Regions from separate parts of the Homo sapiens genome. Here regions 1 and 2 are each linked to region 3. A link is an interaction called in ENCODE POLR2A ChIA-PET data of the cell type or tissue named here. Cell type or tissue: CD4-positive, alpha-beta T cell. All regions are shown on one strand. Each heading gives the region's core, and the rest is flanking DNA. Links, peaks and the distances in the headings are about the cores only. Region 1 overlaps UGCG (UDP-glucose ceramide glucosyltransferase). Region 2 overlaps UGCG (UDP-glucose ceramide glucosyltransferase). Region 3 has its middle 37 kb from the start of LINC02977.

Evidence for each region. ChIA-PET counts read pairs that join two places held together with the same protein. Peaks named below come from ENCODE experiments on the same cell type or tissue, not always from the same donor. Only the 100,000 strongest peaks of a DNase experiment are listed, where the experiment ranks them.
Region 1: POLR2A ChIA-PET joins it to region 3 with 16 read pairs; 12 of 35 experiments call an interaction of 5 or more read pairs at or near these places.
Region 2: POLR2A ChIA-PET joins it to region 3 with 26 read pairs; 12 of 35 experiments call an interaction of 5 or more read pairs at or near these places.

Annotation. Positions count from the first base shown.
Region 1 is chr9:111,922,443-111,933,032 of GRCh38, forward strand. It overlaps UGCG (UDP-glucose ceramide glucosyltransferase), which reads left to right. Exons shown (of 9, transcript NM_003358.3): 3 at 407-509; 4 at 2,335-2,436; 5 at 3,942-4,054; 6 at 7,058-7,236; 7 at 8,829-8,915; 8 at 9,728-9,917; 9 at 10,385-10,590. The coding sequence ends at 10,555. It overlaps MIR4668 (microRNA 4668), which reads left to right and starts at 9,658; the gene lies at 9,658-9,727. RefSeq lists a silencer at 4,196-4,355. In CD4-positive, alpha-beta T cell, for the core only: no CTCF peak of the experiment used is centred there; a DNase peak (open chromatin) is centred at 4,299.
Region 2 is chr9:111,934,197-111,944,786 of GRCh38, forward strand. UGCG (UDP-glucose ceramide glucosyltransferase) reads left to right here. Exons shown (of 9, transcript NM_003358.3): 9 at 1-1,173. LOC124902250 (a long non-coding RNA gene) reads right to left here. Exons shown (of 2, transcript XR_007061735.1): 2 at 9,010-10,504. Among named protein-coding and RNA genes, the nearest start is that of MIR4668, 7.4 kb to the left of the region's middle. RefSeq lists an enhancer at 3,689-3,998. In CD4-positive, alpha-beta T cell, for the core only: no CTCF peak of the experiment used is centred there; a DNase peak (open chromatin) is centred at 3,835; H3K4me3 peaks cover 937 bases; H3K27ac peaks cover 1,024 bases.
Region 3 is chr9:111,997,696-112,008,285 of GRCh38, forward strand. No RefSeq gene overlaps it. Among named protein-coding and RNA genes, the nearest start is that of LINC02977, 37 kb to the right of the region's middle. In CD4-positive, alpha-beta T cell, for the core only: no CTCF peak of the experiment used is centred there; a DNase peak (open chromatin) is centred at 4,986; H3K27ac peaks cover 1,008 bases.

The DNA of each region.
Region 1 (10,590 bases), core at 1,208-9,207, 75 kb before region 3:
GAGGTTGTGTTTATTTTGCTTCCTTTTGATGTCACTTTTTACTCTGCTAGGCACCCTGTGAGCAGTTAGTAAATCTTCAGTAGTGATGGCCATGGACAAGCTTGAGATCCAGTTAATGGAGATTAACTAGGAGATTCCTATCTGGGAATGGCAAGACTGCAGTTGTGGGCACTGCCAGTCTCTTCCTTATTTATTCTGCTTGCAGATAGGCTCCTAATTAGAAGCTTCACTCCATTAAAGCAACACTTGTTATCATAAGTGTTTGCATCCATTGTGAATGCTCTCTTTTAAAACTTTGCATAATACAGTTGCTTGTTTTTTCCTGTGCTTTTTGTTCAATCAATACATGCTAGTAAGTGCTTATTTTTTTAAAGAATTTAATTTACATACAATGCTTTTTGACTAGTATGAAGTGCTCCTTTGTGTACAAGATCATGATGATCCAGCCATTGATGTATGTAAGAAGCTTCTTGGAAAATATCCAAATGTTGATGCTAGATTGTTTATAGGTAAGTAACAAATTCTGTAGTAACCATTTTCCATTGATAGTATTAAGTATCAGTAATCTCTGCATTGAACTGAAGATTAAGGTGTTAGCCATGTTTGTTTTAAACATGTTTGTTGGAGTACTGAGAGGTGTTTACGTCCTTTTGAGAAAAGTTATAAAAACAAAGGTTTTTTTTTTTCATATCTGAGATGAACAAAATCACACACAAAATAATATTTTTCCCATTAATCAGACATGAGGGTCTGTTATTTTTTGTTTCTTCAATATTTTAAATGTGTGGCCTTTTCTGTATCTTACTGACTATAATTGGAGTGAATGATAGAATTCACTTTTATTACATTACAAGAAGGGTATTTTTCCAAAAGCCTACAGGCTTATTTGAAAGACTTGTAGAGGTGTGTTTGCCATTAGTGTTTTTTTTTTTTTAACATAGAGCTGATGTGGTCTCTCTAAAAAACCAGTAAGTCGTATAAAATGATATCAGATCTTTGCTATTTGAAGATCGGGCAATGATTTAAATTTTTTATTAGCTTAAAATGCAAATTTGAAAATTAATATAAGTGTAGCATGCCTACGAATTAATCAGGACCATTACAAATCTATCAGCTCATGGTCAGAGATGCTCATTCTTCACATGTGCTATCTTAAATTATTTACTGTCATATATTTATGGGGTTTTTTTGGTTTTTTTTTTCTTTGATACGAATTTTTTGCTCTTATCACCCGGGCTGGAGTGCAATGGCACAATTTCAGCTCAGTGCAACCCCTTCCACCTGGGTTCAAGCAATTCTCCTGCTTCAGCCTCCTGAGCAGCTGGGATCACAGGCGTGCATCACCACGCCCAGCTAATTTTTTTGTATTTTTAGCAGAGACAGGGTTTCACCACGTCAGGCTGGTCTCGAACTGCTGACCTCAGGTGATCCACCTGCCTCGGCCTCCCAAAGTGCTGGGATTATAGCCTCCCCAGTAGCTGGGATTACAGTCAGGCACCACCACGCTCAGCTAATTTTTTTGTATTTTTAATAGAGATGGGGTTTCGCCATGTCATACTGGTCTCGAAGTCCTGACCTCAGGTGATCCACCCCCCTCGACCTCCCAAAGTGCTGGGATTACAGGCGTGAGCCCATGGTGCCTGGCCATGTGTGTTTACATTTAATAAACCTTTATTAAATATAATCTTACTGTATTTATGAATTTATACTGTTTTAATTATAGCTTCAAAATAACGCCTGTAGCTTTTTCCCTTAGGATTATTTTTTAAATTGACAAATAAAATTTGTATATATTTTTGGTGTACAGCACGATGTTTTGAAATATATATATATGTACACATTGTGGAATAGCTAAATTAAGTTAATTAACATATGCATTACCACACATATTTATTCATGGTGGGAAATCTCTCTTAGCAGTTTTCAAGTAAACAACATGTTGTTATATACTTTCTCATGTACTTATACTTTATTTGTGGTGAGAAATCTACTCTTAGTCATTTTCAAGTATACCATACATTGTTGTTACCTATAGTTGCCATGTTGTACAATTGCCATTAAATATTGACTCATACTTAACTACTAAGGCAAGGACTTAAGAATTAGAAAAAGTGAAACAGTGAATTTTCAAAGATAAATGATACAGTTTTCCTTTTGAGAATGGACAGTTTTTTCCTAAATATATTATTATGAATAATAGAGAATGTTAAATAATATGAAAGTATGTTTAATTATTAAATATGCAAGTATTCTCATTTCTATCATGTATCTTTATACTATAAAATATTTTTAATGTTGCATAAATCTTTTACTACTGTACCTTTACATTTTTAGGTGGCAAAAAAGTTGGCATTAATCCTAAAATTAATAATTTAATGCCAGGATATGAAGTTGCAAAGTATGATCTTATATGGATTTGTGATAGTGGAATAAGAGGTGAGGTTTTTTTCTTATTTATTTTATAAAACTATTAATTTGAAGATAAAATGCTAAAAGCAATCTCAGATACATTCATGAGTTCTTTTTATTTGCCTAAAAGAGTAATTTATTTCATCATCATTTCATGGTAATATGTCCAGTTATGCTTACTAAGATTTTGATTTTTTTAATCCTAAACTAGAATGTTACATGTATTAAAATGTTTTCATTTTGAAGAGAAAATTTCAACCATTAAATTAAAAATGGTTGTGGTTCATTATATAATCTGCAAGCTTTCCCATGGGTGTAACTTTTCCCTTGTTTGCCTGACACTTATCTTTAATGTGTTTCGGCTTGCGTAATACACCGTCTCACAAAGGGACAGAAATTAATAGGTGCATATTTTACTAAAACACATACACTTATCGGACTATACACATGACTTTTTACTTAAATGATTTTAGCAAGAAGCCTTTCATATACTGAAATTATAACTTGCATTTTCGAACACTCATAATAGTTTCAGTGTTCTATAATATTTTCTTATATTCTAATTGCCTTAAGCTTCTCAACCCCAATACTGTTCACATTTTAGGCTTTGTTGTGGGAGCTGTCTTGTAGGATGTTTAGCAGCATGCCTGGTCTCTACCATGAGATGCCAGTAGTACCCCCTTCTCAGTAGTAAAAGCAAAAATATCTTCAGATGTTGCCGGATGTCCCCTGTGGGGCAGAATTGCCCCCAGTTGAGAAGCACTGACCTAGAATGAGTATTTAAGGTCCAAATACAACTTTTCTTTATACGGTAGATTTAGTTCTTAAAGACTTGGAGGAAATGAAAAATAAGGTCATGTAAAAATGATATGAGATGTTTGCTAAAGATTGGGCAATAATTTAAATTTTTTATTAGCTTAAAATGCAAATTAGAAAATGAACATAAATGTTGCACTCCTATGAGTTAATCAAGACCATTACAGATCTATCAGCTGGTCAGAGATGATGTTCATTCTTCATATTTGCTATCTTAAATTATTTACTATCATATGTTTTTCAGTGTACAGATCTCTGTTCAATATAATCACGTTCCATTCCTGTGTGGAAATCTGATACTCACAGAGAAAATAGTCTCATTTCCTATGGTTGGAGAGTAGAGAAGCCAGCACGAGAACTGAGGTCCTTTAGCCTCTGCTCCTGAGCCTTTTCCACTAGGACAGATTGTCCTTATTCCAAATTAGAAGTTCCAACAGGGGGTAACTTTTTCAAAGTATATTCTGCCTCTGGTACATAGTAGGTATATACTGGGCTAAAAAATGTATAAATTAGCTTTCGAGAATTAGGCCCTTTTGAAATTTTGTATTCTCCTCAGAAAGGTGGTTGAGATTCATTTTATTAGATCCATATGTTTAAAATAATGTATTTTATTAAGAATGTAATAACAATTCACAAAATATATTTTATATTAATGGGCATTCTACTAAAAACAAATTTTCTTTTCTCCCCCTCTCTGCCTTTTTTTTAAATTGTAGTAATTCCAGATACGCTTACTGACATGGTGAATCAAATGACAGAAAAAGTAGGCTTGGTTCACGGGCTGCCTTACGTAGCAGACAGACAGGGCTTTGCTGCCACCTTAGAGCAGGTGAGTATGGTGGTTATAAATCATGTTCATAGTATCAGACCCCTCATTTCCCAGAAGCTTGAGACTATGGGAGCTGGAATTAGGTATCTCAAGTTAACTGTATTAAGTCCATTTGGGAACCTGCTGTGTTCTAGAAGCCCTGAGTTGAGAGCAGCTGTTTTCATTAGTGAGGAAATTCTTGGGACCCTGACTGTACCCTGGCAGTGAACAGCTGTGCGCAGGAAATGCCTGCGGTCTTATTGCCAGCTGAACACAGTCTAACCTCTTGCCTTGTAGTATTCACTTCCTGTTCTAGAGTTCAGTTCTTTATATTGTTCTTTCAAACATTCGATCTGAAAAGAACCGCTGGCCCCCTCCCCCCAGCCTTTTTTTTTTTTTTTTTTTTTTTTTTTTTGCGACAGAGCCTTGCTCTGTTGCCCAGGCTGGAGTGCAGTGGCACGATCTCGGCTCACTGCAACCTCCACTTCCCAGGTTCAAACGATTCTTCTGCCTCAGCCTCCCAAGTAGCTGGGATTTCAGGTGTGCTACCACACCTGGCTAACTTTTGTATTTTTAGTAGAAATGGGGTTTCACCGTGTTGGCCAGGCCGGCCTCAAACTCCTGACCTCAAGTGATCTGCCTGCCTCAGCCTCCCAAAGTGCTGGGATTACGGGCATGAGCCACTGCGCCCAGCCCTCAAAAGAACCTTTTTAAAATACCACAAAGTATTTCAAATATACACAAAAGAAAATGTATTCATACAAGTCCTTATAAAACCTATTTGATGTCCTTTTAAAACATATTTCTAATAATTACCTGAGAAACTTATGTTTTCATTTTATTTTTTCTCCAACTTAGAAATAGTAACATCCATAGGAAACTATAAATAATGGAAAAGTATAAGATGCAAAAAAACAAAAACCAACAACCTAGAACCCTAACAATTACAGGAAGTTTATGGGGTTTTTTTGTTTTTTTTGTTTTGTTTTTTTTTTAGATGGAGTCTCGCTCTGTCGCCCAGGCTGGAGTGCAGTGGCGCGATCTCGGCTCACTGCAAGCTCCGCCTCCCGGGTTCACGCCATTCTCCTGCCTCAGCCTCCTGAGTAGCTGGGACTACAGGTGCCCGCCACCATGCCTGGCTAATTTTTTGTATTTTTGATAGAGACAGGTTTTCACCGTGTTAGCCAGGATGGTCTCGATCTCCTGACCTCGTGATCCACCCTCCTCTGCCTCCCAAAGTGCTGGGATTACAGGCGTGAGCCACCACGCCCGGCAGGAAGTTTCTGGTTTTAAAAATAAACATTGTATCATTTGGACACTTTGGAGTCTTTATTTCCCCCACCACCCCCTTCTGGGCCCTTTAGAAAACATTGTTGAGATAGTATTCTAAAAATAATCTGTATCTTATTTTTGTGACTTTGTAAGCTTTTCCCATATCATTAATAGCTTTTCATAAAAGTAATTTTTATTGGCTGTATCATAGGCCATCGTATGTGTGTCCTATGCTTGAGTTAATCATTCCTGTACTGTTAAACATTTGGGAGGAAAAATTTGTTGTAATGTTATAAGGACAGATATGTGATTTCAGTCTTTAAATATGTCAACTTGCTCTTAAGCATATCTGCATTTATATTCTTTTGAATTGCAGTCTTATGATTGCCACATATCTGAAGGGGTAAAGGTACATTGTGGGAACTTGCATCTGGCCTTTGGCAGTTTGAACCATGAGCTCTTTCTTAATATTGGCTGTAAATATATTTGTCCTACTGCAAGAAATTGTTAGTCTTAAATACCAGAATTTTTGTTTAGAAAAAGAAACTGAGTAGCCACTTTAAAATAAAATACAATGTGTTCTAGTATACCAAATTGTATTTTTGTCTTAGAAATATCCAAATTGATACAGATGTCAATAACATCTCTGTGATGTGTATGTCAATAAACATCTCCCAGAATACACCCATTGCCTTAGTGTAGGTTTAATCTCTGGAAGTCACTCTGCCATACTTAGAATTAATCATTCTCAACTGTAAAGAGCACATTCAGCTCAGTGACTAACATCTCATTCCTAAGACCTCAATAACTACTAAGGAATTAAGATATGTGCCTCTGTTCTTAGAAGTCAGGTTCAGTTCAGTCCCACAAACACTAGGGCTTCACTGGAGTCTGGGTTCAGGGTAGGTAGCAAGAATCATAATCATAATTGCCCCTTAGAATTCTCTTGCTCTGCACTGTGTGTGTAACTCCTAAGAAAGATGACTACTCTTTATTTCAGGCTAATTAGAAAAGGCAACATATCTGAGGTGTAAATAATAAATAGGATTTTATGTCTACTAAGTAGGGTAATAACAGTCCTTTTCTACCATTGATTTATCAGCGTATATATCTTATGACTTCAGAGTATATGCAGAGAAATGGCAGTAGCGGATGAGAGAATTTTAGTATCCCCGTTATGAAAAATACATTGAAAAAAATGGAGAAATTGGGAAGAATCTTAGTGACTAAGGGAGAGGGAGCAGCTAGCTACAAAAGGATGCAAGAAAAGGAATTAAGAAATAGGATTGTGTCCCCTCCCCACCCCCCACCCCCCAAAAAAATAGGATTGTCCCGAAGGTTGATATACCTATGGGTGGTGTGTGTATGCATGCATGTATATATACACACATATACGTAACATACAAATATGTATATTGATCCCAGTAAAGTAGATGTGTGTGTATATTTACATGAACACCCTAAAAACAAGATACATTGAATATTTGTTAATATTTTATATATCAATGAGTGATATTTTTACCTTATTTTGTATCTAAATTAAGTTTTATTTGGATGCATTTTTAGCTTACTAACTGTGCTTGCTCTATGAAAGCAATATTGTCTACCACTTTTTATTCAGGTAGTCTACGTAAGAATAATAAGATATTCACTCAATCATACTTATAAAAAAACCATTGGGAAAAACAGTTCGTGAACACCATGCTTTTAACATGAAATTCTAATCATACACGTTTGTGGTTTTTTGGGCAGGTATATTTTGGAACTTCACATCCAAGATACTATATCTCTGCCAATGTAACTGGTTTCAAATGTGTGACAGGAATGTCTTGTTTAATGAGAAAAGATGTGTTGGATCAAGCAGGAGGACTTATAGCTTTTGCTCAGTACATTGCCGAAGATTACTTTATGGCCAAAGCGATAGCTGACCGGTAAGACAACTAAATGAAGCCATAGTATTTTTATTACCTAACTTCTGTTGGTTTATTCTTTTTGTTCAACCTATAGATTAGGGCTTTTTAATTTAATTTTATTTTTTTTGCTAGTAAGTACAGAATAGGTCAATAATTTTATTATTTTGTTTGTTTTTGAGACAGAGTCTTGCTCTGTCACCTAGGCTGGAGTGCAGTGGCGCGATCTTGGCTCACTGTAGCCTCTGCCTCCCGGGTTCAGGTGATTCTCATGCCTCAGCCACCAGAGCACCTGGGACTACAGGCATGTACCACCATGCACACTAATTTTTGTATTTTTAGTAGAGATGGGGTTTCTTCATGTTGGCCAGGCTGGTCTTGAACTCCTGAACTCAAGTGATCTGCCCACCTCGGCCTCCTAAAGTGCTGGGATTACAGGTATGAGCCACCACACCCAGCAGATCAATAATTTTATAGAGTAATTCATATTCTAATTATAGAATTGTAGATATGTACTAATGAAGAAGGTAAATGTTCTGATTCCTCTACATTTTTCAAATTAATGTGTTTTAAAGCGATTAAAAGTAAGTTTCTCTGTGTTTAGAATTTTTACTATATAGATACAAATTTCTGTGTTTTAGAAGAATTAAAACTATCAGTGCAGTCATAAACTAGTAGGTGAAAATTTAAAGACTATCATTTCAAAATTTGAAATTTGTCAGTGAATTATATGATACTTTGCTAAGAAGCCACTGAAAGATTCATATGACTGACTTAGCATTTCTCTATCACAAAATACTTGTTTTGTTTTGGTTTTTTTTTTTTTTTTTGAGACAGTCTCGCCCTGACATCCAGGCTGGAGTGCAGTGGCGCAATCTCGGCTCACTGCAGTCTCCGCCTCCTGGGTTCAAACGATTCTCCTGCCTCAGCCTCCCAAGTAGCTGGGATTATAGGCACCCGCCGCCACACTCAGCTACTTTTTTTTGTATGTTAGTAGAGGCGGGGTTTCACCATGTTGGCCAGGCTAGTCTTGAACTCCTGACCTCGTGATCCGCCCGCCTCAGCCTCCCAAAGTGCTGGGATTACAGGCATGAGCCACTGCATCCAGCCTAAAATACTTGTTTTTAAAGGAGATCACTGCCTTGTGTGAGAATTCTTTTAAATTTTTTAAAAACTGAAGTGTGTTTTAAATACAAATTCTGTCATGATTGTGTTCATGTGGTTCATGGTTTCCTAGTGTCTCCCATGAGATCCATAATGCCACTTTCTGTTTACATGTCTTGTTGTTTGGTTAGTAGTCATCAGAGACTAATCTATTAAATATGGAGCCCTCTCCATTTTTTTTCAAAATGACTGCATTTTAAGTTTCTTAAATTGTAAAGTAAGGTGGGTACAGTTTCTTCTAGTTCTTAGATGGTGCTGTCACGGGCCAGCATAATTGCTAAAACATCCATACGTATGGTAGACCTTAAGTCATGTGCTAATCATGAAAGCTGGGCTCACCCTGAATACCGGCAGTTGCCTGGTCTTTATAATGATTACTGAATGCATAACCAGTTACGCTTGCATGTGTTCATCATCATAACTTATTTTCTAATTATCTTAATTTTCAGAGGTTGGAGGTTTGCAATGTCCACTCAAGTTGCAATGCAAAACTCTGGCTCATATTCAATTTCTCAGTTTCAATCCAGAATGATCAGGTAAATCAACTGTTTTCTTTTTATACTTCGTTAAAAGGAAAGTGGGGAGGGGGGTGGTAATTTTTACAGGTTTAATGTAGTTAAATGAATGTACCTAAAGGTTGAAGATTTTTGTTTAGTTGCAGAAAATAGAGTTTAACGTCTGTGTTTAAGATAAATTTAATGTCTAAATGTATTTTATTTGCTGTATAACACTGAAAGCACTCATTAGAGAAATGTTGAGACTGAATTTTTTAATATGCTGATCTTTATTTTCTAACTTTCTGTGCTGATTAAATTTTATTATCTGTATTCATCAGAGCGTAGGCCATACAAATGAATTTAAAGACATTTTTCTTTGACATCCTAGACAAAAATAGAAAAGAGAGTCATTAAAAAAAATTTTTAGGTTGTGTGTGGTGGCTCACACCTGTAATCCCAGCGCTTTGGGAGGCCAAGGCGAGAGGACTGCTTGAGCCCAGGAGTTTGAGACCAGCCTGGGCAAAATGGTGAAACCCTGTCTCTACAAAAAATGCAAAAATTAGCCAGGTGTGGTGGCGTGTACACCTGTGGTCCCAGCTACTTGGTGGGATGAGGTGGGAAGATCGCTTGAGCCTGGGAGATTGAAGCTACAGTGAGTGCCACTGCACTCCAGCCTGGGTGACAGAGCAGAACCCCGTCTCAAGTAAAAAAAAAAAAACAAAACAAAAAAAGTTTAAAGAGAATGGTCTTTCTATCACAGGGTAAAAAAATTGATTATTTGAGGGAAAAAAAAAAGGATTTGTCTTGTAGCCAGGATATTGTTTTAAAGAAAATCCTTTTTGTTTTTCCAGGTGGACCAAACTACGAATTAACATGCTTCCTGCTACAATAATTTGTGAGCCAATTTCAGAATGCTTTGTTGCCAGTTTAATTATTGGATGGGCAGCCCACCATGTGTTCAGATGGGATATTATGGTATTTTTCATGTGTCATTGCCTGGCATGGTTTATATTTGACTACATTCAACTCAGGGGTGTCCAGGTATGTGGATAGGCATGAAAAGGTTGGCAGTCCCTTGGTGGAACTAGAACTATTTCAATTTAGAAAAAGTTGAAGGAAATGTATCTGAGCCATTCTTCAGCTTCCCATTGTAGGTTAGTCTCGGGTTTGAACATGACTTTCTCTAGTGGAATGTTGATGCAAAACTTAAGTCGATTTGCAACTTTCTATTGGTTATATAATCGCTTTTATTAAGTTTCCAAAAACATGAAGTTAATTAAATCAGTGAGTATTGAAACTAATAAGACATTAAGATAGCAGTTATTTTAATGCTTCATTAACAATTAGCATTTTCTTGAACGGTATAACATGGCAGTTAAATTACATAAGGAAGCAGACTTGATTTTACATAGTATACTTAGAAAAGTGAAATCCAAGAATTTAATTTTTTAACCTTGTCTTTAGTTTGACAGTGAGTGAAATTAAAAAATTTTTTTTTCCATTCCTAGGGTGGCACACTGTGTTTTTCAAAACTTGATTATGCAGTCGCCTGGTTCATCCGCGAATCCATGACAATATACATTTTTTTGTCTGCATTATGGGACCCAACTATAAGCTGGAGAACTGGTCGCTACAGATTACGCTGTGGGGGTACAGCAGAGGAAATCCTAGATGTATAACTACAGCTTTGTGACTGTATATAAAGGAAAAAAGA
Region 2 (10,590 bases), core at 462-8,461, 64 kb before region 3:
TTTTTGTATTCAAGTTTATATGACAAAATAGACTAGATCAGCGCTGGTTGTAAATGCATGCTGTACCTCACTGTTTTCTCCCCATCATGCCGCTAAACTTGCTCGCCAGGTTGTGCTTAACTTGTGGTGAACTGGACTTGATTCTGTTTTGTTTTGTTTTTTTAAAAAAAAAAAACAAAAATGTAAGGGACAGTGCATAAGCCTTTTCTTTGTTAAGTAGTGGTGTTTTGCTTTTTCTTCAGGATTGGATGGCATGTTGTCCACAGGAATGCCTACTGCAGGGCTAACACTGGCAATATGGCAGCTTTAAATTCTGAGTTACTACAGTCTCCATGTCAAAGCATAATGTGTAGCATATCAGCAATAACTACATATTTATAGAAAACACTTTTTCACTTTACTGAGCCAATTCATTTAATTGTCAAATGTCTATATCCATGGTTTAAATGGCAACATATCTATAAGTATGTATACACATTATATTTAAGCTTTTCTCTGGGCCAAACTGCTTCATCCTTTTTTCTTTCTTTTTTTTTTTTTTTAGCCTTATGATGAATTTGTTTGAAGGGCATTTTCTTTATGAACAAAGGCTTGGATGCATATTCCTTTCTTTCTGTGAATGGGTATTATTCCCTGAGGAAAGTTGCACAGTGAAAACCAGTCTGGTTGTGACCCACTACATGTTTTGTTTTTAATCACTATTACCTGAGTTGAACTTTGCTCACCATGTTTGTACTTGTTGGTCTGTTTAATGAAGTTTGGTTGATGCCATCCTTTGCACTGCCGAAGCGTAATCTTGTGTATTACTTAGCTCTCTGCTGATCTCAGTATGGACAGTGTAACAACAAAACCAAAATGGCTGGACAGACTTCTTGTGTTTTGTAAATATAAACTAGGACAGTTCTGTAGGTTTGTTCAGTGTGCTAGTGGAGTATTTCCTTAATGTAAAACTTCACTTAACAGAGAGATTCTTTGTTTAGCAAGCTTGGAGTGATGATAAAATGGTAAGAAATAATATAAATGTTGAAGAAAGCATCACAACAGAACTATAGGAGTCTAAATTTAATAAATCTTTAAAAAAAACCAGTGTCTAGAATATATACCATGTTTTATTATTTAAAATCATTGTCTTAAATTTTTGTTCAAAAAATAAAAATTTGAATACAATCAAAACGTTAGCAATAGTGTATTTTTTGTTCTTCTGTATTTTTATAAGTAGCATGTTCCACCATTCACATCAGAATTATTAGAAGAGTTCTGTCAAGTATTCCTTTTGAAATCTTCCTTTTACCTGAGCCATAGGTAAAATAAATAAGGACATAGGCAGTCCTGTGACTTAAGTATGGCTTTTCTACATTGGTTGCCTGTTAAAATCACCTGGAGAACTTGTAAAAAAAAAAAAAAATACACAACACACACCCTGGGCCCTGTACACAACACACACACACACCCTGGGCCCTGTACACAACACACACACACACCCTGGGCCCTGCCCACATAGATTTTGGTGTAATTATTTTGGGTGAGGCCTGAGCTCTTCTACCCGTGATTCTACTGTGAGAATGACTGGCTCGTAATGACCTTTAGAAAAGAGCCAGTGGTCCTTTGGGCCCCTCTCCCCCCGGGCTCACAGCTTGAACTCAGCCTTTTAGATCTTACCACTCTAATGGCTAGAAAATGTAAATCCAAAGGAAGGAATGGAGTGGCATTATTACTTGAGACCCAGATGGGAGATGCACCTTACATACTTTCCAAGGCCAGGTCCCTCCCAAGCTGGAAGCCTTTACAGGCCTGTTTTACCACCATCCCATGAGAAAAGAATGTTCTTAACTGGAGAACAAATCCGGGGTAGAAAGAATCCGCTCTCAGCTGATATTTTTGTCTCTCCGTAGTTCCTGTGTTGAAACCTAATGCCCAATGTGAGGAGGGTCTTTCAAGGTGAGGCCTTTGGTAGGTGATCAGAGCCGTCAGGATGGGATTGATGCTTATAAAGGAAACCCCAGAGAGCTTTCTTGCCTCTTCCGCCATGTGAGGATACGGCAAAAAGGTGACCAGCTATGAACCAGAAAGTCAGCTTTTACTAGCCACTAAATCTGCCAGGGCCTTGATCTTAAACATTCCAGCCTCCAAAACTGAGAAAGTTTTGTTGTTTATAACCCACCCAGTCTATGGTATTCTGTTATCGGAGCCGTAAGACACAGTCTAAAAGGGATCTGGCCCAGTAAACAAACATTCCTTCTCATTTGTGTACTTCTAACCCTACAGTTTAAGAAATGATCAACACAAAGTTGAGTATGTCTTAGAATTTCATAGCTAGGTGGATCTTGAGGATCCCTCACCCTTATTTTAGAATGAAGAAGCTGAGACACCCACGGTGAGAGCTGTGATCATAGGGTTAGGTAGGCATGGTGCTGGTGGCAGAGCTGGGAGTAGCCCCTCTATCTGGTCCCAGTGTGGTATATTTCTCCGCTGGACCACATTTAAATTTATGCTTACACTGGCTTGAAAATTTACCTAGACCTTAAGGGGGAAAAATATCACAGTTTTAATAACCATCTGTATCCTAACTCAAAAATTGTTCTAGAGAACCAGATTCAAACCTGTAGAACAAGAATGTAAATTACTATAAAGCTCATTTAAAGTGAAATGCTTTACATACATGATTGATAAGATTGATGCATACCACAAGACTGTGTTCATGAGAATGGAAATAGTTCAGACCTTTCCTTCTGAAGTTTATCAGGATCTAGTGCTTGAGTTATTTATTTATTCATTTCAAGTTATAGTTTACGACCATATCAAGTTCATTTCGGTGAAAAGAAAGCAAACCGCAAAATGGTGAGTACCTGTCTCTGCAGAGCTGCAAGGATATGTGTTTAGTTGGGTAATTTGCTTTAAAAATATTGATACCTAGAAAAAAGTTTAAAATCACTATCCTAGTATTTTCTAAAAACAAAAATACATATCTTTAAGAGATCCCTAAGCAGCTAGTTTCCTAAGAACCAAAATGTGCTAAGCCTTTCACATGGCCCCTCCTCAGTTCCGAGAGAAATTGGCAGAGACTGTGGGTGTCTGGAATGGTTTCATGTGGTTGTGCTGTTTAGACTAATCATCATTAAGACATCCATGCTAATAGCATGGACTTGTAATTATCTAATTTAAGCAATTTAGGGATATCATTTATTCTTCTACAGGACTGAGAGTATCTGCACCCCTCCTCTGCTGCCTGCACACCCCATTGCGGTCATGCCACCTTTGTTTCCCAACCCTTGTCACCAGATGTGAAACCTCTATCATTTCCCCTCATGACTGACGGACACCAGGCCAGCCTAAGGAACATGCTGGAGAAATCCAGCAGACTATTTATTGTGCAGCTCTGGAGCAGGGGAAAGGAATGGGTTAGAAGTGGTGACTTGGGAGTAATTTCCCTAGAGGTGATGGCTGAGACAGTGACTATAACTAAAGTCAAAGTGCCATTTAGAGAGACAATGGAAGAAAAACATCTAGGAAAAGAGGCTGCCAAACCTGGGGTCCAAATGGGCTTTTTGGTAGCTATGGGACTTTAGGAAGCTTCCTTCATCTTTCTGAGCCAAGCTTTCTTAACCATGTAGAATGGAGATACTAAAGCACCTGAGGTGGTAGAGATGATTCGATGAGGTCATGTACATGAGCATAGGGACAGTTAGTGCCTTTTTCCTCCCAAAGAAGAAAGAAATAGTAAAAGGAGTGCCACAGTAGCCTTGGAAAGAGAGATTTCAAGAAGGAAGTGGTCACGGGAGGGGCCGTTGACCGTAAAGGATGAGAAGAGGCTGGTGAACTCTGGGGCAGGAAACTCCCTGTAGAGTTGCCAGCGTGGGTCTCCGCCATAGTGAATTGTCTCAGACGTTGATAGATGAAGTGTCTGCGTGGGAGTAATACAGCTTCTTTATGAACGATTTTTCTTGTTTTACACAGTGATATATTTTCTACAGTGAGAGACAAAGGGGTGGGACTTTCAAAGACAGAAATTGCTCCTGACCCTGAGAGCACCCATATGACTCTGATGCCAAGGAAACAGTTTAAGAAAGGCAGCTCCCAGGAAGCCAGTTCATCAGAGTGGAAGAAGCAGAAGTCAGATGCTTTAGGTTTGGCTGCGTGTGAAAAAGACATGAAAGCGATGGGCACAGATATTTGGAAACTGCAACAACGATGCATTTCCACCCAAGGTCCCAGTAATACTAAGCCAAAAAACTAAGCCTGACTTGAATTTGTGAGAAATGTCCTAAGAAGTTGGGTCATTAAGAGACGATGAAGGGGAATTGTCCATCCCCATCTTCCAGTCTCCTGACTTTATCCTAGACTGTCTCCCAACAGCATAATCGGCATCCCGGAAGCAGCTGTGGGCACCCTAGCCCTGCCCACAGTCTGCCCTTTTTCATTTTGTTCTGATTCGCTTATTTTTGGTTATATTGCTTGTTTTACTTCCTGCTTTGTCTCTACATTGACTTGGAGCTTGACTTCTGACTTCAGCTTCTTCCTCTGACCCCATGTTCCTCAGCCTTACTCCAAGCCCAGGAAAAGGTGGTCCTTAATTTTCTATTCTCATTTCACATCACCATCTCTCCAGCCTGAGCTCTCCACCCCCAACCCAATGGCTCACTCTCACCAGCCGACCCTTTTCCGTGTGGAACCAGAGCTTCCTTGCTCCCATGCTGTTTCCTTGCCCTGAAAGTTTCTCTCCCTTCATCCTCACTTTCCCTGTCTATGGGGATACTCTCCTTCTTTATTGTTGGTTTTTTTGTTTTATTGTTTTTTGAGACAGAGTGTCACTCTGTCACCCACCTGGAGTGCAGTGGCGCAATCTCTGCTCACTGCAGCCTCCACCTCCTGTGTTCAAGCGATTCTTGTGCCTCCGACTCCTGAGTAGCTGGGATTACAGGCGTGCACCACTACATCCAGCTAATTTTTGTATTTTTAAGGGGTTTCACCATGTTAGCCAGGCTGGTCTCAAACTCCTGTCCTCAAGTGATTCGCTTGCCTCGGCCTCCCAAAGTGCTGGGATTACAGGCGTGAACCACCGCACCTGGTCAACATACTCTCCTTTAAACCTCAACTCACATTCAATTCAGGACCTTTCCAGAGTTGTGTGTGCCCACATTTTGTCCCTTTCATTTTGTCAGGCATTTCACTTACGTGTCTGCAGGTCATTTCCAGTTTTCAGGGGCCTGGACTTTGCATATCTTAGTAGTCCTTTTTTGTGCTTTTTTCTCTTTGTACCCTTCCCTCCAGTGCATTCATGTAATAGTCACTCGGGAAAGGTCTATTGTTGACAGTCAAGCCAGAATCAAAACATTAATTCTGGCACATATGTCATTTAATACCTTTCCACCCTCTCATTGTGTTAGTAAGGTGTTTGCTATTTCATGCTCCCAACCCCCCCACCCTCACCCTACTAAAACAAAAGATTTCTCTACACATGAGTAAAATACTAAAATTTTATTTTCCCCTTCTAGAATCTTCTAGTTCTGGTTTTGGGTTTTTGTTGTTGTTTTTGTTTGCTTTTTGTTTTTTGAGACAGAACCTGCCTCTGTCGCCCAGGCTGGAGTGCAGTGATGTGATCTTGGCTCACTGCAACCTCCGCCTACCGGGTTCAAGCGATTCTCCTGCCTCAGCCTCCTGAGTAGCTGGGATTACAGGTGCACATCACCACGCTTGGCTAATTTTTGTATTTTTAGTAGAGACGGGGATCACCATGTTGGTCAGGCTGGTCTCGAACTCGTGATCTTGTGATCCGCCCTCCTCGGCCTCCCAAAGTGCTGGGATTACAGGCCTAAGCCCCTGCGCCCGGCCTGTTTTTTTCCTTAAACTTTGAGAAGCTAGCAGTTTTTGGAAGGAATCAAGAGGTGACCCTGTCAAGTCTATCTTATCAACATCCTACAAGCCCATTGATTCTTGTTGTGTTTTATTTTCTTTAAGTTACACATTGGTTTTGGATCATAAAAATAGTACATATTTACTATAAACCTGAAACATAAGAAATGAACAAAAGCCCTTCTAGGTAGATACTCAAGAGAACTGGAAACAAAACGTCCACATAAAAACTTGAATGTTCATAGCAGCATTATTCATAATAGCCAAAAGGTGGAAACAACCCAAATGTCCATCAACTGATGAATGTACAGACAAAACTTGATCATATACAGACAATGGGATATTATTTATCCCTAAAAAACAAAGGAACAGCCGGACCCAGTGGCTCACGCATGTAATCCCAACACTTTGGGAGGCCTAGGCGGGCAGATCACTTGAGGTCAGGAGTTTGAGACCAGCCTGGCCAACATGGTAAAACCCTGTCTCTACTAAAAACACAAAAATTAGATGGATGTAGTGCCACGCGCCTGTGATCCCAGCTACTCAGGAGGCTGAGGCACGAGAATCGCTTGAACCCAGGAGGAGGTGGAGGTTGCAGTGAGCCGAGATCACACCACTGCACTCCAGCCTGGGCAACAGAGTGAGACTCTTGTCTCAAAAAAAAAAAAAAGAAAAGAAAAAAGAAAAAGAAATGAAGTATTGGTGCATGCCACAACATGGACGAACCTTGGAAATGTTAAGTGAAAGAAGTTGGATACAAAAGGCCTCATAGTGTATGATTGCGTTTGTATGAAATGTCTAGACCAGGCAAATCCATAGAGACAGGAAGTAGATTAGTGGTTGCCATGGGCTAGGGGATGGGAGGAATGAGGCATGGCTACTAACAGTGGTCATTACTAACAGGGTTTCTTTTGGGGTGATAAGAATGTTTGCAAAGGAAAAATAAATATCACTCTCAATGTATTATTTCCTTCCCACATTCTGGCACATACTGCTGAAGTGCTTTCCAGAGAAGGTGTGTGCGTTTCTCATTACTTGTCATCCTTGTTAGGAGTCAGAATAGCTATTTTCTAAATCTTTCTAAATTTGACAGATGAAAATGTACATCATTCTTTAAATATATGGCTTTTTAATGGCTGGTAAGATCGAGTATTTTTGTATGTATGATTTTTATCATTTATTCATTGGATTTTCTTCCACTTCTTAATCTTATTTATTTATTTATTTATTTATTTATATTTATTTATTTATTTAGAGACCGAGTCTCGCTCTGTTGCCCAATGTGGAGTGCAGTGGTGCGATCTCGGCTGACTGCAACCTCCACCTCCCAGGTTCAAGTGATTCTCCTGCCTCAGTCTCCCAAGTAGCTGGGATTACAGGCACCCACCACCATGCCCGTCTAATTTTTTTATTTTTAGAGGAGTTGGGGTTTCACCATGTTGGCCAGGCTGTTCTTGAACTCCAGACCTCAGGTGATCCGCCTGCCTTGGCCTCCCAAAGTGCTGGGATTACAGGCTTTAATCTTATTTAAATGAGGATCCAAATGTTTTCTTATTGCCTGTTCCACATCTTTTCCTTTTAGCAATATAAAATAGCTTTTATATTGCCAAGCTGAGCCCTTCCCTCTTCTAGAACCTTTGCATTTAGGAAGGTGTTTCCTCAAGGTAAGATAGAGTAGGCATGGAAATAATCGATTAGCATTTGTGCAACTAAATGGCCCATGGAAGTTGTCCAGATCAAAGATTAGTCTTCCCAAATTTGCTTTCCCTCCCTCTTTTCAAATAAAACCATTTTCAGCTTTGAAGTAACAATATTTTCAGAGTCTGTATATATCTGCATTTGTGAAATAAAGCTGACTTGGCCTTTGGGTACTGTTTTTTAGATACATTCCTGAACTTCATTTGTTATTATTTTATAATATATTTCCTAGTCTTCAGAGTTAGAATATGCTAACCGTGCAAAGTCAGTTGGGCTATTTTTATTCCTATGCTCCAGAAAAAAATTACTTAGCTAGGAATTATCTGTTCCTTAAAAGTTTGAAAGAGGCTGGGCGCAGTGGCTCATGCCTGTAATCCCAGCACTTTGGGAGACCGAGGCAGGCAGTTCATTTGAGGTCAAGAGTTCAAAACCAGCCTGGCCAACATGGTGAAACCCTGTCTCTACTAAAAATACAAAAATTAGTGGGCATGGTGTTGAGTGCCTGTAATCCCAGCTACTCAGAAGGCTGAGGCAGGAGAATTGCTTGAGCCCAGGAGGCAGAGGTTTCAGTGAGCAGAGATCACACCATTGCACTCCAGCCTGGGCAACAGAGTGAGACACTGTCTCCAAAAAAAAAAAAAAAAAAAGTTTAAAAGAATGTATCCATAAAACTTTATGGGCCTGGCATTTTGATAATATTTTCAATTTATTTCATTGATAATATTCAGTTCTGTGTTTGTAAAGTCAGTTTTAGTCATTTATACTTTAGAGACGCATATAGCATGTTCATAATTCTCTTCAGATGTTTTCTTTTTCTGGTCATATATGCTGTTGAGCAGGAGGTTTGCAGCCTCCGTGCCAGTTGAACTTGGGCCTCTGTCATCTAAGAACAGAGCTGCAGGCAAGTTCATCCCTCCCATGTCTATCAGCAGCTTCCCCCTGTGAAGAAAAGCTGAGCCTGTTACTCCTCCTCTTAAAACACTGTAATGGCTTGATGTTGCCATCAGGATAAAGCCCAAGCTTTTCTCACAGCAGAGAGGCCATTTTAGGTTAGGCCCCAGCCAACCCCTCCTGCTTGTCTCTCAACTCTTTTCCTAACCTGTTCATATAAATCCTCCTCAAAGTAAACTTCCTCCAGGTTCCTGATGCCTGGCCTTTCCCGCGCTGGACCTTGGTGCATGTTGCTTTCACCTGGGTCCCCCAATTCCTCTAATTAAGCCCTGCTCGGCCCTTGGGACTCGACTCAGAAGCCAACTCCCCCAGGAGGGCTTTTCTGACTGACACTCACATGGTTATGTACCCTGTGTCTGTGCCTCCCCAGCCTCACCCTTCTTCTGCTCTAGCACTTACACTAATTATTTTAATTGCCCCTTTAGTTCTTTGTGTTTGTCATTAGATTGGAAATGGCAAGGGCAGGGAGGGTTCATAAATTACTTGACTTTGTGTCCCAAGCACCACATGTAGAACCTTACACAAAGTCCTTTTTATTGAACAAATTAATGAACAAATACAGGTAAGCATCCCTGTCTCACTAGTATTAAGCCTATAGCTGATCACACAGTGGTGAGGTGTGTAGATTGTACAGACAGACTTAGGTTCACTTTCCAGCATCACCATTTGTATCCTGTACCGTGTCTCTACGCCTCAGTGGACACCAATGTGAGAAGTGAAGGGAATGATGCATATGAAAAGCTACATCCTCAATAGAAGTTTTGTGTTGCTATGATATGGATCTTAAGTACTAGACTCCGTCACTGAGCAAAATGAAAGCTTGGCTACCCAATGGACAAAGTCACTTTTCTTTTTTTTTTCTTTTCTTTTTTTTTTTTGAGATGGAGTCTCGCTCTGTCACCCAGGCTGGAGTGCAATAGTGCAATCGTGGCTCACTGCAACCTCCACCTCCCGGGTTCAAGTGATTCTACTGCCTCAGCCTCCCAAATAGCTGGGATTACAGGCTCCTGCCACCATGCCCAGCTAATTTTTGTGTTTTTAGTAGAGATGGGGTTTCACCATATTACCGAGGCTGGTCTCGAACTCCTGACCTCAAGTGAGGTCTCCCTCCTCGGCCTCCCAAAGTGCTGGGATTATAGGTGTGAGCCACCATGCCTGGCCCAAAGTCATTTTTCTTTCCTCAATACTTGAAGAATTGTTTATCCTCTGATAGAGAGGGTTGCATGATCTTTTTGAGGGGAATTGACCTTTTGCCCTTGATGATTCAGAGTAAATATTCTAGTGTTCAAGGAGAAAATCAATCTGATTCATTTGAACTATTATAAATAGTACTATTGTAGCCAGCAATAATATTGTCCAGAATGTTAGAGCTGATGGATTGATGTGCAAAGCTTAGGAAGCAGCTACAAGACCTCATTGCATAGACCTGTGTTCCTGTAACAATATTCCACAAAATCTGAAAGCTAAAGTGTCTGCAGCAGAGCATTGCACATATGACCTGGAATCAGATGCACCCACATCATAGGCAACACTCAAGGGGCTTTACCAGGTTGGAATGCTTCCAGATGTTATTCATTTAGTGGACAACTTGTTCTATATAATTCAAAGACAATTTCCCAGGTGTTCTCTTCTCTGAGCACTGAGAGCAGTGAGCACGTGGATGCTTAGGTCTCTCCAGGCCATGTGGAAGAGAGTTTTCTTCCATGCAGCTTTGTAGGTTGTCAGACTGTAGCATGAATCAGAATCATCTTAAATGCCAGCAGCAGCACCCCCTCCCAAGTGAGGAAAGCAAGGACTCTTCAACTTTATCAGCTTTCCTGAGGTTCTGATGCAGGCACTTGCAGCCACTCTTACAAGAACATCTTGGTAGAGGTTTATCCCCAGGAGGATGCATGTTCCACAAGTCAAGGTTGGTGGAGTGGAAGTGGGAGGCTTGCGGCCTGGAGGGTTGAGGCTCAGACCCTAGGATGTCACTCTGTTGATCTCTAAGCAAAGCGCAATAGACCTGTAATCACCAGAGGTTACAACACACAGGACTCTACAAGCCAGGCCACATGGAACAGCAGATGTTGACTCACAAGTAAGAGGTCT
Region 3 (10,590 bases), core at 1,277-9,276:
CAGGCGTAAGCCACCGCACCTGGCCAGGAAGTGTTATACTTTTAAGATATGATCAGATAAGGAACAATAATGCCAGGATTCTTCTCAACAGATGGATTTGAGGAACTTCTCCCTCTACAACTCTGATGAACTGATTCCCATCTAGTCCCTGTGTCCTTATAGTCCAAAGGTAAAATTTTAGGAATTTTTCTGATAGTCCCAATATGGGCCAGAAGTGAATGTCTGGATTAATAAACTATGGCCACATGAGTAGGAATAAGTGTATTCACATGGCACCTGGAGGTCACTCTCTGTGAATTGGGGCCATGATCAGGATGACGGACCCGGACAGGTGCTTTAAGCGATGCTACTGGGAGAATATACACCACGATGTGAAGATGGGTGATCTCTGAGGGTGGGATAGTGGGTGCCTGTTTGCTTTGTCTGTATCATTCAAGGATGATTTGGCTGCAAGTGACAGAAACACAACTCTAACCATTAGGCAGAAAGTGGAAATTATTAAAACGTTAACAGAAATGCAGCAAGAGCAGGGTGCACTGGTCTGGGGACAGCTGGAAACAGCATCTTGGACACTGCTGCCAGGCTCCTCTCTGCATCTCTCACTTCCAACTTTCTCTTAATGTCAGGCTTACTTTCCTCTGAATTTCTCCACATGACAGGAAACATGACGGCAAGAGGTTGCCTGGTCTTGCATCTCCCTGTTTCATTACCAGAAGGAGACTGATATTTCCCCTATCTGATTCCAAATTGTACAACCCCAGCAGGGTGCAGTGGCTCTTTACACTGTAATCCCAGCACTTTGGGAGGCCAAGGTGGGCAGATAACTTGAGGTCAGGATTTCAAAACCAGCCTGGCCAACATGGTGAAACCCTGTCTCTACTAAAAACACAAAAATTAGCCAGGGGTGGTGGTGGGCGCCTGTAATCCCAGCTGCTTGGGAGGCTGAGGCAGGAGAATTGCTTGAACCCGAGAGGCAGAGGTTGCAGTGAGCTGAGATCACGCCACTGCACTCCAGCCTGGGCAACAGAGCGAGACTCTGTCTCAATAAATAAATACAAATTGTACAACCCCAGAGAAGACTCTCATTGCCTTAACTTGGGCAGGAATTTTTACTGTCTTATTTGCCATTGTACCCATACTACCTGGCACGTGGCAGAGCCTCAACAAACACATTAAATGGATGTGAGAGGAATGAAGACTAGTCAAGATGACTACTGAGTTTGGGGACCAGTGAGTGGTGACATCATTAACTCAAGCAGGCTTCAGAGCAGTAACAGTAGGCTTGGAGGGCCCAGAAGCATTGCTTAGCATTAGGAAGGTAACTATCAGAGTCAGACTGTTTGGATTTGAATTCCAGTTCTACCACTTACCAGCTGTGTAACTGTGAACAAGTTACCTCAACCCTCAAAGCTTCAGTTTCCCAATCCATAAAAATGGGGATAATAGTAATATCCAGTTTGTAGGGCTCATTGTGAAAATTAACTAAAATACATTGTGCAAGGTGCTAAATAATCGACTGATATTATTATATTCCTCTTTCAACCGTGCTGCACTATGCTTTCAAATTCATTTTCACGATCTTTGCAGTTAGGACTGATTTTTTTCTAATGGTAGTGTAAGTTTCATGTTTCAATATTTCATGCCAGTTGATCAGTCTGTTTCTCCAGTAAACAGAGCAAGGATATGTGCTCAATCATACTTGCCTCACTGGGAAGAAATAATTTTGCAGTGTCTACCTTTGCTCTGGTCCATGTCATAGCAGAGCCTGTGCTATAAGAAGAGTTTGTAGGTTGCACAAGATGTCACCAGGAATGCTCTTGGCAGGCTTTCAGAGGGCAGTAGCTGGAAGATAGGAGCTGCCATGTTACCAAATATTCAGAGAGCACAGGCCCGACCCAGCAGATGCTGGGAGTGTACGGGGACAAGTATACAGTCATGCTCCCTCATTACTGCTACCCACCCGAAGATGGGATACCCAGAAAGGTTTGGCCTCTCTAAATCTTAAGATTGAAGCTAATTTTCCCCTTCTCTAAGTTTTTAAGTATCAGGTAAGGGATTGAAATACATTTTTTAATGTAGAGAGTATGTAAGTTTGAAAGCAGAAATTACTTATATGGTCTTTTTAATTTCTCTGTATATGAGAACTATGGCTTTGGAGCCACCTGCTCGAGATAGGTGATGCTTGGAAGGTATAAGTGGAACCCAGATAAGAAGGAAATTTTGTGAGTAAATTTTACTCTCTTTTTATTGGTAGAACATATTTTAAAATCTTATATAAAGGTCCTAATTTTTGTAACATCTTCAAATATGTTGGAGCAAATTATATTTTCCAAAGTTGGCCTCACTAATGTATAGCATGACTCACAAGCTCTGATTATAGATATATGCAAATAACAATATGTTGATTACATCCCAGTAGCTATTGACCTTTGAGTTATGACCCAAAATTCAGACCCTAACACTTGACTGAAAGTCTTTTCCTATACTCTATTCTGCCCTAATGCAATGTTAAAAGCCCAGGAGGTAGAGTTAAACACCCTGGGTTTGATTCTCGGTTTACCACTAACCAGTTGTATGACCTTGAATGAGTGATTTGACCTTTCGGTGCCTCTGTTTCTTTATTTGTAAGATAGAGAAATAATTGTCTCAAATTCACGGAGTTGTTGCTAATTGAGTTAATACAGTTAACACCCTAAATATCCTAGAACAGTTCTAAAAACACAGTGTATGTTTAATATATGCTAGCTGATATTCTTCTTCTTTTTTTTTTGAGACAATCTCACTCTGTTGCCCAGGCTGCAGTGCAGTGACACGATCTCGGCTCATTGCAACCTCTGCCTCCCGGGTTCAAGCAATTCTCATACCTCAGCCTCCCCAGTAGCAGGGATTACAGGCGTGCACTACCACGCCGGGCTAATTTTTGTATTTATAGTAAAGATGAGGTTTTGCCATGCTGTCCAGGCCGGTCTCGATCTCCCGACCTCAGGGAATCCACCCACCTTGGCCTCCCAAAGTGCTGGGATTACAGGCATGAGCCATTTCACTTGGCCTATTATTCTGGGTGGTATCATTCAAATGGCTGATACAGAAGGAAATATAGAAGGAAATTGAGAAATACTGTAATCCAAGTACCAAGCTGATTTCTTTATTCTGGTTAATAAGTGAAGCAAGGAATTATCTGTTGACTCTCTCTACTGATACCCGCTCCACTGGTCATTTCTTGAGCAACTGAGAGCATGCTGTGGTGGGACTGAGGCTACCGCTGGAGGGAGCTGGCCTGATTCACACACTTTCTGGAAGCTGAGGGTTGGGAATGGGTGTGTGTGTGTGGAGGGGACTATGGAAAGGAGAGATCAGGGTACTTCGAGGGAAAGCTTACCCTAAGGAGAGAAAGGACTAAATTCAGTACATTAGTTGCACCAAGAACAAACCACATATTTTATTATTTTTCCCAATTTTAGGCCCCACACACTTACAGCAAGCCATGCCAACCCTCGGCCTTGGTGCAGGAGAAGGGGCAAAGCCTATAAAGTAAGGGGCTGGGTTGAAGGTGCTGGGCCAGGAGCGAACTCTGGAAGAGAGAAGAAGAAAGGCGGAGTCCTGAAACCGTCCTGCTTCACTCAAGGAGGAAGAAGCAGGGCCCTGCCTCCCCCTATTTCCACCTGAACCCCACTTTTTTTTTTTTTGATCCAGAGTCTTGCTCTGTCACCCAGGCTGGAGGGCAGTGGCATGATCTTAGCTCACTGCAACCTCCACCTTCCAGGTTCAAGCGATTGTCTGCCTCAGCCTCCCAAGTAGCTGGGATTACAGGCGCCCGCCACCACGCCCAGCTCATTTTTGTATTTTTACTAGAGATGGGGTTTCATCTTGTTGGCCAGGCTGGTCTCAAACCCCTGACCTCAAGTGATCCGCCTGCCTCGGCCTCCCAAAGTGCTGAGATTACAGGCATGAGCCACCGCGCCCAGACTGAACCCCATATTCTTAATAAGTTACTACATTTATCCCATCCTGTTCACCATGAGCACCATCATATATTGAGTCTTTTCCAATTATTTTATTTAGGCCTCATGAATTACTCTGAGATATATGCGTGTGTGTGTGTGTGTGTGTGTGTGTGTGTGTGTATACATATATATATATTTTTTTTTTTGAGACGGAGTCTCGCTTTGTCACCCAGGCTGGAGTGCAGTGGCATGATCTCGGCTCACTGCAACCTCTGCCTCCCTGGTTCAAGGGATTCTCCTGCCTCAGCCTCCCAAGTAGCTAGGACTACAAGCCCACACCACCACGCCCGGCGAATTTTTGTAGTTTTAGTAGAGACTTGGTTTCACCATGCTGACTAGGCTGGTCTTGAACTCCTGACCTTAGGTGATCCACCCACCTCAGCCTCCAAAAGCGCTGGGATTACAGGTGTGAGCTACCATGCCTGGCCTGAGTTCAATATTTTTCCGTCCAGGTAAGGATGGGAAATTCAGTTTCCTGTTAAAACTAGAATTTAAATCCAGTGCCAGTTCCAAGACTCATGAATTACACCACACTGACTCCCACAGTGAAAAGTTGAATTCTTTTCTGAGACAGAGTCTCACTCTATTGCCCAGGCTGGAATGTAGTAGCATGATCATGGCTTAACTGCAGCCTCGGCCTCCCAGGCTCAAGAAATCGTCATACCTCAGCCTCCCAAGTAGCTGGGACTACAGGCATGCTCCACCACACCCAGCTAATTTTTGTATTTTTTGTACAGATGAGGTTTCATCATGTTGCCCAGGCTGGAAAATTTAAATTTTTATCCCCATAAATCCAATCCCTCCCCTAACTACAGTTCCGGGAAAAGGAGGGAAAATTGGACGGTAGATATCAAAGCAGACTGGAGGCCTATAATAACAGGATATGCTGAGCACAGCAGAGCTCTTGGGTTATCATAAGTGCCAGTCACCTGCTCTCATCCTGCCTGTTTACAAGTCAGGAAATGAAGTGAGGGGGAAATTGACAAGTAAGCAAACTCTAGAAGTTTTGTTCATCCGCGAGACAGAAAAACGTCAAGGTTCCAGACAGGCTGAGCATGTAGCTCACGTCTCCTGCAGCCACACCAGACTGGAGGCCCAGTAAGATAAATGCCATCATGAATGCGCTCGCATCCACAAGCAGAACCCCTAGGGCACCAGCAGCTTCTTCTCCTGGCCAGTTCTGGTTGATGGACTCACGTAGGCTCACAGACTCATAAATACTTAGTTCAGATCCCAGCTGTCCTGTGTCCCCTCATAGGGTTGCTGTGAGAAATACAATGAGACAACATCTGTTAAGGACTCGCACAGTGCAGTGTTCACTCACCTCACTTGTCAAGGGTAATTCTAGACTTCTCCAAAAGGTTACAGAGTCCTGACAGTTCAAGGCCTTAGATATTTCAAATTAGCTTTCTTCCTCAGCCTCAGTTCAGGCTATCAGAACGCTCCACCAAAACGTTAAATCTGACCTCATCATAGTCACATAAATACCAGTTTGAAAGAAAAAATAGTTTATAAAACAACTGGCCGGGCGTGGTGACTCACGCCTGTAATCCTAGCACTTTGGGAGGCTGAGGCAAGTGGATCACGTGAGGTCAGGAGTTCCAGACCAGCCTGGCCCACATGGTGAAACCATATCTCTACTAAAAATACAAAAATTAGCTGGACGTGGTGACGCATGCTTGTAATCCCAGCTACTCAGGAGGCTGAGGCAGGAGAATCGCTTGAACCTAAGAAGCTGAGGTTGCAGTGAGCCAGGATTGCACCACTGCACTCCAGCCTGGGCAACAGAGCGAGATTATGTCTCAAAAACAAAAACAAAAAGCAACTGTAAGCGTGTATTCTATGGTCACACCACACAGTTCACTGTTAATTAATATAATTTAGAAGTCCTCTTACGGCTATCTTATGGAATAGCACATTCTGTATTATGGGAAAGTGTGGTTTCCAATTGTTTTGGTGGGAAGAGTCATTTCCAGGTTAGAGTTCCTTATCTCCTCATCATGGTTGACCTTGAGTGCATCGCTGGTCTAGGTGACTTAATTCAGCAGTGGTGGTTCCTCTTCAGGGGTAAACCCCAGATGATTTTTTTTTTTTTTTTTTTGAGACGGAGTTTCAATCTTTTTGCCCAGGCTGGAGTGCAATGGCGCAATTTTGGCTCACTGCAACCTCCACCTCCCAGGTTCAAGCCATTCACCTGCCTCAGCCTCCCAAATAGCTGGGATTACAGGCATGCACCACCACGCCCAGCTAATTTTGTAGTTTTAGTAGAGACGGGGTTTTGCCATATTGACCAGGCTCGTTTCAAACCCCTGACATCAGGAGATCCACCCACCTCAGCCGCCCAAAGTGCTGGGATTACAGATATGAGCCACCACACCTGGTCATGATTTTTTTTTTTAGACATTAGTTAACACCTGGTACATTCACAATGCTGTATAACCATCACTACTATTTCATTGCAGAAATCTTCATTACCTTGAAAGGAAACTTCATACCCATTAAGCAGTCATTTCCCACTCTCTCTTCCAGAACTTGGAAACCACTGATTTGCTTTCTATCTCTATGATTTGCCTATTCTCGATATTTCACATAAATGGAATCATTCAGATCATTTTTTTAAGAGGTGAGGTCTTACTATGTTGCCCAGGCTGCAGTGCAGTGGTCCATGGGTGCACTCGTAGTACACGATAGCCCAGAAATTCCTGGGCTCAAGCAATCCTCCTGCCTCAGCCTTTCGAGTAGCTGAGACTACAGGTATGCACCACCACTCCTGGGCAAATAATGTATTTTGAGAGCCAAAGCTAACCCATCTGACTGAGAGATCCCCACTTGGGGGGGCCCTGGGCCAATCAAGGATCCCCAGTTCACAGACCCCGTCACAGTCTATCCCCCTTCGACAGCCCCCAATGAGTGGCTTTCTCAGATGAGAAAAGAGGGTTGGTTGAGCTGCTTCTTCAGTGATTCCCATGGGCTGAAAACCCAGTTTTCCTCTTCCCTGGGCTTATCCTGACCCAACCTGGCCTTACACATCAGAGCCAACTGCTCCCACACTGCGAAGAGCCATTCTGTTGTAAGAAGTGTGCTCTCTGATGGCATATAAAGCCAAGGAATTAGAGACTAAGAAAAAGTGGCCAGAGAAGTAAGAGAAAAACCCAGGATTGTGAGATGTCATGGGGCCCAAAGGAAAGCAGACTGAAAAAAACAAGAGAGGAATCAACAGTGATCAAATAAGGTGAGAACTGCAAGAAAGCAAGCTTCAGGAGAGAAGTTTTGATGGCAAGAAGCCTCAGCTAGAAACCACACTGCTATGGGTTGCAGGTGGAATAGGAGGCAGAGTGGGTGGGGTGGAGGCAGTCAGGGTAACTGACACTCTCAAGAAGTTTGGCTGAAAAGGAGAATAGAGAAAATGAGTCGCATCCAAAGAGGAGCATTCACTGGGCATGGTGGCTCACACCTGTAATCCCAGCACTTTCAGGGGCCAAGGCAGGCGGATCACCTGAGGTCAGGAGTTCGAGACCAGCCTGGCCAACATGGTGAAACCCTGTCTCTACTAAAAATACAAAAATTAGCTAGGGTGATGGTGGGCAGCTGTAATCCCAGCTACTCTGGAGGCTGAGACAGGAGAATCGCTTGAACCTGGGGGGCAGAGGTTGCAGTGAGCAGAGATCACGCCACTGCACTCCAGCCTGGGTGATGAGTGAGACTCTGTCTCAAAAAAAAAAAAAAAAAAAAAAAAAAAGAGGAACATGGGCTCTAAGGCGGGTTATTTGAGTTTTTTTTCGTTTTATGTCGTTTTTAGAAAGGGTCTCACTCTGTTGCCCAGGCTGGAGTGCAGGGGCACAATCATAGCTCACTGCAGCTTCAACCTCTCCAGGATCAAGTGATCCTCTCACCTCAGCCTCCCGAGTAGCTGGGACCCCAGGCACGCACCACCACACACAGCTAATGTTTTTGTATTTCTGTAGAGACGGGGTTTCGCCAAGTTGCCCAGGGTGGTCTTTAACTCCTGGGCTCAAGCAATTCTCCCGCCTCAGCTTCCCAAAGTGCTGGGATTACAGGCATGAGCCACTGCACTCAGCCTATTCTGGGTTTTTATGTGTTTGTTTTTGGACCTGGAAGCAGAGAGCATGTTTTCATGTTGATAAAAATGCTCTCTTGGAGGAGAGATTGCAGGTGCAGGAGGGAGGATAACCACCTATTGTGCCTCAGAACGCTGAGGATGGATCCACTACAAAGATCCTTTAAAGGGGGACCTGCCCCAGCCATGAAGGCCTCACGGGATGATTCCACCGGCACACAGTCTGTCAAACATGCCTGGAAGCAGGGAGACTCTTGGCGGAGACTCTTGGCAGAGACTGCGATGGAGAAGAAAATGGCAGTGCAAGGTGCAGGCTGGGGCTCCAGGGTGAACTCAGCCTCTTCCCCAAAGTAGCCTCTTCTCACGCCAGAACGACTTCCTGTAAGTGTCTTAGACGAGGAATTGGTACAAGGTCAGCCTGGCTCCTGTCAACGTACCTCCCCAGGGACTTCCTCACAGCAATCTTAGAGGTGGACAATGCCTCTATTTCAGTCTTTCATTGTGGAAAAGGAACAGAAAAGAGTATAAAAGCAGGATTAGGGCAAAGCCAGAAAACAAGATTTCTGACTCCCAGCCTCTGATCCTGCCCCATCCGATGGAGGCGACATCCCTCCGAAGGAGCTGGTTCAGAGAGGTGAAGCAGCTAAGTGGTTGAAGGAGGTAATCAAAGTAACTGCACAGAGCACATTTCACGGGAAGAAGTACAAATAATATCTCCTTTTTTTAAAAAAAATAAATAAACTTGGAGGGTTGTGAAATTAGCCTGTCTCTGCAGGATGTACATCCTGAGATTTGTTTGGCCTCTCAAGGATAATCGGCTCTCTTTCCAATGAGATTACACAAAAGCCAGGGCCAAGCAGGAGCAGAGAGGCAACTGTCACATCTCACGCAAAGTCACATTATCAGCCATGGCACTGGTGGCTGGGTGGCAGATACCAGTGTACTCCAAAAGGGTTGGGGGCTCCGAGTGTGCATCAGCTTGCAGCATCAGTGGAAGCATCGGTCAGCTCTGCTCCTCTTCCTGGCCTTGGGGCCTCTCCAGGCCGCCCCCCACTCTGACATCTGATCCCATTCAGACTCTCCCCCCGCTGTTCTCTTGGGTATTCCCATCACAGCTATGATCATGAGATTATGCTGTGTTTGTTAGAGGCACAGTGGGAGGGTGAGAGAATGGTATTAATTCTCAGGACTAGTTACAACCCTCCAAAGAAGGGGAAAATGCGTGGTGCAAAGTGTTTTTTCCAAAGCTAGGCCTTATCTTGCCCGCAGTGTGGTAGCCACAGACAGGAGCGTCAGCAATTTTGTATGCCTCCTGCGTTGGACCGCAAAGGAGACAGAGGTGGTCCTAAAATGCACTTTCAGGCACTATCTCATTTAATTCTCACACTTCTGGAGGCATAGGGGTTGTTGCTGGAATTTTGCAGATGAGGAAATGAAGGCTTGAAAATGTTAATGATCGGCAGTGGTCATACAGCCAGTGGAAGAACCAGAGTTCGAACCCGGGTCGTGCTGATTCTTGTCCAGTATGGCTCACCTACCTGAGATTCAGTCCCTGAACTCAGAAACTCACAAGAAATGTATAAGTGTATCTCATTCTATTGTGCTTTGCTTGAGTGTACTTTACAGATATTGTGTTTTTTACAAATTGAAGTCTTGTGGCAACCCTGAGTCCAGCAGGCTATCGGTGCCAGTTTTCCAATGGCATGTGCTCACTTCATGTCTCAGTGTCACATTTTGATAATTTTGAAATATTTCAAACTTTTCCATTATTATGTCTGTTACAGTGATTTATGATCTGTGATCTTTGACGTTGCTATTGTAACTGTTTTGGGGTGCCACAAACCATGCCCATATAAGATGGTAAACATACTTGATAAATGTGTGTGTACTGACTGCCCCACCAACTGGCCATTTCTCTGTCTCTCTCACTCTCCTTGGCCTTCATAGGGAATAGGGATCCCCTGAGACACAACGATACTGAAATTAAATCAATTAATAACCCCACATCCGTCTGTAAGTGTTCAAGTCAAGGGGAGAGTCACACATTTCTCCCTTTAAATAAACACTAGAAATGATTAAGCTTAGTGAGGAAGGCATGTCAAAAACCAAAAAAGGCTCATAGCTAAGCCTCATGCGCCAGACAACCAAGTTGTGAATGCAAAGGAAAAGTTCTTGAAAGAAATTAAAAGTGCTACTCAGTGAACACACGAATGATAAGAAAGCAAAACAGCCTTATTGCTGATATAGAGAAAGTTCAAACGGTCTGTATAGAAGATCAAACCAGCCACAACATTCCCTTAAGCCACAGGCTAATCCAGAACAAGGGCCTAAGACTCTTCAGTTCTATGAGGCTAAGAGAGGTGAGGAAGCTTCAGAAGAAAAGCTTGAAACAAGCAGAGATTTGTTCATGAGGTTTAAGGGAAGAAGCTGGCCAAGCACAGTGGCTCATGCCTGTAATCCTAGCACTTTGATAGGCCAAGATGGGAGGATCACTTGTGCTCAAAAGTT